2 separate regions of the Homo sapiens genome follow, and region 1 is linked to region 2. Evidence: chromatin contacts called from ENCODE Hi-C or POLR2A ChIA-PET data. All regions are on one chromosome and are shown on one strand. The core of a region is the stretch at or near the end of the contact, and the rest is flanking DNA. Distances in the headings are between cores, read along the strand shown. Region 1 holds the start of GTPBP3 (GTP binding protein 3, mitochondrial). Region 2 overlaps FCHO1-AS1 (FCHO1 antisense RNA 1).

What was found. A loop is a pair of places that touch in the nucleus more often than their neighbours do. ChIA-PET counts read pairs that join two places held with the same protein, here RNA polymerase II (POLR2A). Pooled maps may share reads with other maps.
Region 1: a pooled map shows a loop between it and region 2 (2.6-fold over the local background). The contact joins the promoter of GTPBP3 here to the enhancer-like site in region 2. A Hi-C loop is called at or near these places in 5 of 50 pooled maps. POLR2A ChIA-PET finds 5 or more read pairs at or near these places in 2 of 52 experiments (activated CD4-positive, alpha-beta T cell and activated naive CD8-positive, alpha-beta T cell).

The regions. Positions count from the first base shown.
Region 1 is chr19:17,334,938-17,338,816 of GRCh38, forward strand. GTPBP3 (GTP binding protein 3, mitochondrial) reads left to right here and starts at 2,616. Exons shown (of 9, transcript NM_032620.4): 1 at 2,616-2,727; 2 at 3,071-3,318; 3 at 3,428-3,514; 4 at 3,602-3,804. The coding sequence starts at 2,675. RefSeq lists enhancers at 1,585-2,256, 2,257-2,928, 2,929-3,600.
Region 2 is chr19:17,738,113-17,742,078 of GRCh38, forward strand. The region is part of intron 3 of FCHO1-AS1 (FCHO1 antisense RNA 1); the gene reads right to left. Among named protein-coding and RNA genes, the nearest start is that of FCHO1-AS1, 11 kb to the right of the region's middle. RefSeq lists an enhancer at 751-1,251. Within about 2 kb of position 1,264, at least 5 of the 41 ENCODE cell types and tissues checked have a DNase peak (open chromatin) inside an H3K27ac peak, as active enhancers do.

The sequences.
Region 1 (3,879 bases), core at 1,366-3,865, 400 kb before region 2:
GTTGTTTTCTGGGTTTCCTTCTCGCCCGCCTACCTCGCTCCCTGCTGCTGGTCCCCGCCCGCACTGATGGTGCATTCTCCAACTTGTCCCCACCCATGCTTTCTTCTGGTCCCCGCCTCGGAGCCTCAGTTTCCCCATCTGCAAACTCCGGACCCTGGAGACGCTGTTTGGAATGTGAGATGGGCGTAAGTTGACTAAGGGAGGACGTGGGAGGGGCGGGCCGGTTGGGGAAGATTCCTGGTGACAATAACTTCAACCACCCCAGTAGGGCTGTGATACATAATTACAGCAAGCCCTGCTTAGGAACTTTGCACGCACCATTTGGCTGCCTAGAACACTCCTCATGCACTCTTCGTCCGGTTAACACCGACTCCCTTCAGGATGTAACCTCGGAGAGGATCCCATAGAGTTGTCAAGTTTAGCAAATAAAAATACAGTCCGTCTAGTTAAATGTAAATTTCAGATAAAAGAATAAATGTTAGCTGGGCGGGGCGCACCTGTAATCCCAGCTACTTGGGAGGCTGAGGCAGGAGAATCGCTTGTGCTCAGGAGGTCAAGGCTGCAGTGAGCTGAGATCACACCCACTGCACTGCATCCTGGGCGACAGAACGAGACCCTGTCTCAAATACATATATATACATACATACATAAATGTTTCTATGTCCTATGTCTACATGGGACATACTAGTACTAAAAAATTATTCATTGTTTATTTGAAATTCACATTTAGCTGGGCGACCTGGGTTTTACCTGGCATTTGGCCAACCCCTGACTATTCTGAGTAGCTCAGTCTGTTAGACTGAAAGCCCAGCGAGGGTAGGAACGAGGGGCCAGGTCTGGTTCTCAATGCGAGCACACAGTAGGCGCTTGCTGTACGCTTGTTACAGATGTAACAACTAGCTTGTTACAGATGTAATAACTAGCTTGTTACAGATGTAACAACTAGAGAATGGCAGATGAAATATAAATATGTCATCATTTGTTCCTATTTTACAACTTAAAATATTAAAGCCTCGGCCGGGCGCAGTGGCTCACGCCTGTAATCCCAGCATTTTGGGAGGCCAAGGCGGGTAGATCACCTGAGGCAAGGAGTTCGAGACCAGCCTGACCAACATGGCCAAACCCTGTCTCTATTAAAAATACAAAAAATTAGCCAGGCATGGTGGCGCACGCCTGTAGTCCCAGCTACTTGGGAGTCTGAGGCAGGAGAATCGCTTGAACCTGGGAGGCGGAGGTTGCAGTGAGTCTAGATCGCGCCACTGAACTCCAGCCTGGGCGACAGAGCGAGACCCCGTCTCAAAAAAAAAAAAAAAAAAAAAAAAAAGCTTGGGCAACGTAGTGAGATCCCCGTCTCCACCAAAAAAACGAAAACAAAACAAACAAACAAAAACAACAAACAAAAAGAAACACCGAAAAGTTAGACTGGCATGGTGGCTCGCGCCTGTGGTTCCAGCTACTCAGGAGGCTGAGGCGGGCGGATCCCTTGAGCCCAAAAGTTGGAGGTTGCAAGAGCCGTGATCGCGCCACTGCACTCCAGCCTGGGCGACAGAGTGAGACCCTGTCTCAAAAATAAAATAAAATAAAATAATAAAGTAAATAAAAATATTGAGCAGGGCGAGGTAAGGGGGTATTAGAACTCTATTCTGTCAGACAGATTTTTCTTAACACGCAAGTGCGCCGCCCGCCCGCTCTGATCCAGAACCAGAGAATCCGCCATGCGAAGGCGCTCCCGGAGACCCCGCCCAGCCAGTGCCTGGAATTCCACCATCAGCGCTTTATTCCGAGTTTCAGTGCTGTCCTGGGTTAACCTGAAAGCAATCTCCGAGGCTCCCCTTTCTGGCTTTCGGGGAGCCAGAGACTGACCGGACACTTGGCTCTGCAGGTGCAGACCTGGACCAGAGAGACAGAGAGCCAAGGAAGTCCACAGTGGAGAGAGGGCTGTGCTGGGGGTTCCAGGAAGACTTCCTGGAGGAGGGGATCTTGGAGCTAGGCCTTGAAGACGAGTTTGTCAAATGAGGAAGGGCATCCGAAGCCGAGGGAACGGCAGAAGGGAACGCTGGGGAGGGGAGAGAATCTGGAGAGTTCCGGAAAAAGCAAGTAGGACTCTTTCCAGAAGTTCGGGCAAGATTTTCCCTGGATCAGGGCGTGGGTTCTCCAGTACTCGTCCCTCCCGGTCACCGAGATGCTCTGAGTTTCCGGTCTGAACCTGAACGTAAAGAGGTGTAGTCCCTCCTTTCTTGAACGGGAAAACTGAACGCACATAGGTCCTTGCCACGCCTAAGGCTGCGGAGTGAGCAGATGGAAAATGCGGGACTCAAAACCTCCCCTCGCTGTAATTTGCACTGCCCTGTGCCAAACTCTGTCCTTTCTTCCATTCCTTATTCCTATTGTCAGCCTCGCTGCGCTAGGACCCTAAAAATTTGGTCTCATGTTGCCCGGGGAACAACATTTCGCTACACCTACCTCCATACCGCCTCCCGCTCCCGCTCTCCCTTGCACCAGCCAATGGAAGCGAGTATCTTCAGACGGTGGGCAGGACGTATCCTAAGATACCCAATGGTGGTCGAGAATAGTTGAGCACTTTACTAGTCAAGCCGCGGAGTGGGCGGGGCCCCCTGCCCAGACTTGAAGCCACACAGGCAGGTCGGGCAGGCGGGTCGCAGGTTGTAAATCCATGTGGCGGGGGCTTTGGACCCTGGCGGCCCAAGCGGCACGTGGGCCTCGCAGGTGGGGCTACAGGGGAAGGGGTGCGACAGCTTGGGGTGCTGCTTGGACCCCAGACCCACTCCCTGGGTTTTAGGGGCCCAATTCCCTGCGGCAGAGCAATCATTCGCGTTCTTCCGTGCCTCAATCGTTCATGACCCTTGCGGCAGAGCCCATATCTGGGTCTCCTTCTGGCCTCACAGTCCCTAATCCGGTCACCCTTCGGCCTTCAGAACATCCAATTTGTGCATCCCCCAGCCGCAGAACCCCCCCACCTGGAGCATCTCGCGATCATCGAGCCCTCGGTCTACTTGACACTGAGGCTGAGCCTCCCAGGTGCGCTGATTCGCCTCCCCTCCGGTTCCAGATTGTGCACGCGCCGGAGCAGCGGCGCACCAGCCCCCGGCTCCGGCGCCACCATCTTCGCGCTAAGCTCTGGCCAAGGCCGCTGCGGCATCGCAGTGATCCGGACCAGCGGCCCCGCCAGCGGCCACGCCCTCCGAATTCTCACAGCACCCCGAGACCTGCCCCTTGCTCGCCACGCCAGCCTGCGCCTGCTCAGCGATCCCCGCTCCGGGGAGCCTCTGGACCGCGCACTGGTGCTCTGGTTCCCAGGTGAGGGTCCCCAGGTTCCGAGCCTCCTGTAGGTCCCATGACTCAGTTTCCCCCTTCCAAGGGTTTGCACTGGCTGTGCTGTCCTCCTGTCACCTGTCTGTCACATTAGGTCCCCAGAGTTTCACCGGTGAGGACTGCGTGGAGTTCCACGTGCATGGAGGCCCGGCAGTGGTGAGCGGCGTCCTGCAGGCCTTGGGTGAGTTGCAGCGTTGGGTGAGATGCTTGGTCCTCCCAATGGGCCTGGGTGGGGACCAGGGGGTGTCAGACTGGGACCTTCCTGCAGGCAGCGTGCCAGGGCTTCGACCGGCGGAGGCAGGCGAGTTCACCAGACGGGCGTTCGCCAATGGGAAGCTGAACCTGACCGAAGTGGAGGGGCTGGCGGACCTTATCCACGCGGAAACAGAGGCGCAGCGGCGGCAGGCCCTCAGGCAGCTGGACGGAGAGCTGGGCCACCTCTGCCGTGGCTGGGCCGAGACCCTCACCAAAGCAAGTCCCCCATTTGTCCATTCTCTCCCTCAGAGACCCCATCTGTGCAACCCCTGCATGAGACCCCCTCTCAAT
Region 2 (3,966 bases), core at 14-2,513:
GGAGTTCGAGCCTGGCCAACATGGTGAAACCGTCTCTACTAAAAATACAAAAGAAACTAACGGGGCATGGTGGTGCGCACCTGTAATCCCAGCTACTCAGGAGGCTGAGGCAGGGAGAGTTGCTTGAACCCAGGAAGTAGAGATTGCAGTGAGCTGAGATCCCACCGTCACTGAGATCCAGCCTGGGTGACAGAGCGAGGCTCCATCTCAAAAAAAAAAAAAGGAATGGGGACCAAATTAAAAAGAGAAAGCTGGGTGTGGTGTCTCATGCCCAGGAATTGGAGACTAGCCTGGGCAACATAGTGAGACCCCGTCTACAAAAGATACAAAAATTAGCTGTGTGTTGTAACATACGCCTGTAGTCCCAGCTACTTGGGAGGCTGGGGTGGGAAGATCACTTGAGCTTCCGGAGGTTGAGGCTACAGATAGCTGTGATTTCGCCATTGCACTCTAGCCTGGGCAACAGAGCAAGACCCTGTCTCAAAAAATAAAAGGGGGAGGGCGGTGCCTTGTTTACTGCAGTGTGGACTTGAGCACCAAAAACACATCATCGCCCCTGCACGTGATGCAGTCATATCACCCCCATTGCATTTCCGTATCTCTCCCATGATAACCCTCTGCCTATGAAACCTGCCCCCAAGCTCCAGCTTGAAGAGACAGATTTGAACTTCGCCTACTGTCTCCTTGCCAGTTGACTCTCAAAAAAGCTTTTTAGGCCAGGTGCAGTGGCTCATGCCTGTAATCCCAGCACTTTGGGAGGCCGAGGCAGACGCATCACTTGAGGTCAGGAGTTCAAGATCAGCCTGGCCAACATGGAGAAACCCCATCTCTACTAAAAATACAAAAATTAGCCAGGTGTGCTGGTGCACGTCTTGTAATCCCAGCTACTCTGTGGCAGAAGAATTGCTTGAACCTGGGAGGCAGAGGTTGCAGTAAGCTGAGATCGCACCACTGCACTCCAGCCTGGGCAACAGAGCAAGATTCTGTCTCAAAACAAAATAAAAACAAAAACTGTTGGAAGTTCCTCCCACTGGGCAAACAGTGTCAGGTGGGCGAGTGAAACACAAAGAAGCAACAGCCCATGGTGTGAGGTGTGGGGAGGTGGCACGCGCACCCCGAGGGCTCAGAGGAAGCCTTTTAGCGCTGCCGCCTTGGGGGTTAAAGGAGGCTTCCCAAGGATGCAAAAGGGTGAGCCTTATTAGGGAAGGGGAAGGGTGCTCCTGGAGGAGGGACCGGCAGAGGCAAAGGCCTGGTTTGCTGGAGGAACTGAGAGAAGGGTGACATTGACGCCCCCGCAAAGGGGGAAGAGTGTGGGAGGCAGCTGCCTGGAGGCCTCACTGAGCAGCTGGGACCAAATCCCATGGGGCCCTGGGGGAGGGGAGACGCAGGGGAAGCGGGCTTAAAGTGGACTTGGGAGAGGCCCGCCAGTGGAAGAGGGGTGGGGGTGGGGGTGCCAGGTCCTGGTGGGGCGTGGCCAGAGCTCATTTCTGGGAAGATGTCAGCTCTTCCCAGAGAGAGGCAGTGATGGGGCAGGGCGTGGTGGAGCCCTGCCTGGTATGGTACCTCCTCCAGGTAGCCCTCCTTGCTACCTCTTAGTCCACTGCCTGGACCCTTCCTGACTCCCTCTCTTAAAAGTGTCCTGGCCAGGCATGGTGGCTTACGCCTGTCATCCCAGCACTTTGGGAAGCTGAGGCAGGCGGATCACCAGAAGTCGGGAGTTTGAGAACAGCCTGGCCAACATAGTCACACCCCGTCTCTACTAAAAATACAAAAATTAGGGCCGGATGCAGTGTCTCACTCCTGTCATCCTAGCGCTTTGGGAGGGTGAGGTGGGTGGCTCACCTGAGGTCAGGAGTTCGAGACCAGCCTGACCAACCTGGTTAGCGGGGCGTGGTGGCACACGCCTGTAATCCCAGCTACTCTGGAGCCTGAGGCAGGAGAATCACTTGAACCCGGGAGGCAGAGGTTGCAGTTACCCGAGATCGCGTCACTGCACTCCAGCCTGGGCGACAAAAGCAAAACTCCGTCTCAAAAAAAAAAAAAAAAAATTATTCGGGCGTGGTGGTGGGTGCCTGTAATCCCAGCTACTCGAGAGGATAAGGCAGGAGAATCGCTTGAACCTGGGAGGTGAAGGTTGCAGTGAGCTGAGATGGCCTGGGCAACAAAGTGAGACTGTCTCAAAATAAATAAATAAGGCCGGGCGCAGCGGCTCAACGCCTGTAATCTTAGCACTTTGGGAACACCTGAGGTCAGGAGTTTGAGACCAGCCTGGCCAACATGGTGAAACCCCGTCTCTACTAAAAATACAAAAACTAGCTGGACGTGGTGGCGGGCGCTTGTAATGCCAGCTACTCAGGGGACTGAGGCAGGAGAATCACTTGAACTCGGGAGATGGAGGTTGCAGTGAGCCGAGATCGCACCATTGCACTCCAGGCTGGGGGACAAAAGCGAGACTTCATCTCAAAATAAATAAATAAATAAATAAATAAATAAATAAATAAATAAATAAAGTGTCGTCCTGTCCACCAGCACATCTTCCTGTTGTATTTCCTTTTAATCCATAGCCCTAGCAGACTCTTACTTGTTTATATGTTTATATGTCAATATGTTTATATTGATTCCCCCAACTGTGAGCCCATGAGAGCTGCACCCTCTCCATCTTGGTTGTTTCTGGGTGCCCGCTGCCCAGGACAGGACCCAGTACCTGTACCCACACACCAGGTTCTTGGGAAATGTTGGTTGTGCCCCAGCTTGGCAGCACTGCTGGGTGACCTCGGGAATGTTCCTTAACCTCTCTGGGCTTCTCCTCTTCCCCAGTCTCAGAAATAAGAAAGTTGGCCTGAACCTCCAGGAAGAGCAGGGAGCCTTGGGCTGTTTTGGCAACTGGACCCCTGAGTTTTCTTCCCTGGCCTGTTCGGCCCCAGGCACTCCAGACAGGCCTGACCTATGTCATCCTGTCCTCCCCACCCCCTACAGCATCCTTTGGGATCTGGGCCCAGGGCAGGTGTGAGCTGTGGTACCAGCACACCCATGTCAAGTCCTGCCTCTGACGTGTGTTTGCTGTGTGACTTCCAAGAGTAGCTTGCTTTCTCTGAGCTCTGTTTCCCCTGGCCCAGGCTTGGGAGTGGAGTGTCTGGGGGAGTGTGGATGCAGTTCAGACCTCACCTGACAGGTGTGGATAGTACCAGGGCCAGGGCCCCCAAGAAGCTCCCAGGCTGGAGGGGGAGGGGGCAATGCCTAACATAACATCCCAGTCCTGGGGGATCAGCACTGGCTTGGAAGGAAAACCAGATGGGTTTTCAGGAGCCTGGGAAGCTAGCTGGAGGGCTTCTTGAAGGAGAGGACCACATAGGAACTAAGAGCTAAAGGTGGGAAGGAAATCTGGGATGCCAGAAGGAGGACTTCCTGGAGGAGGGGACCACATAGGAACTAAGAGCTAAAGGTGGGACGGGAGCCTGGGAGGCCAGAAGGAGGGCTTCCTGGAGGAGGGGACCACAAGAGCTAAAGGTGGGAAAGGAGCCTGGGAGGCCAGATGGAGGGCTTCCTGGAGGAAGGGACCATAAGAGCTAAAGTTGGGAAAGGAGCCTGGGAGGCCAGATGGAGGGCTTCCTGGAGGAGGGGACCAAACAGGAACTAAGAGCTCAAGGTAGGAAAGTTACCAGTCAGATGCACCCTGAGGTGGAACGGCTTTTGTGCCCCCTGCATTGAGGTGGGTAGAGAGAGGTGAGGACAGGAATGTAGGGAGGGCCGGACCCCATAAGCATGATGGGCTGCTGAGACAGGTTTGCAGTTTTTACCAAGAGTGCTGGGGAGTCTGGGGAGTGTTTCAAGCTGGAGAAAAAGGTGAGCAGTTTCTGTTTGAAACCCCACTGTGGGTCCCAGTTAAACATTCTGGAATTGCTACACACATGCACTTCAATGGAACAGCTGAGCACGTGAAGGTGATAGGACAGGCAAGCCTCAAAA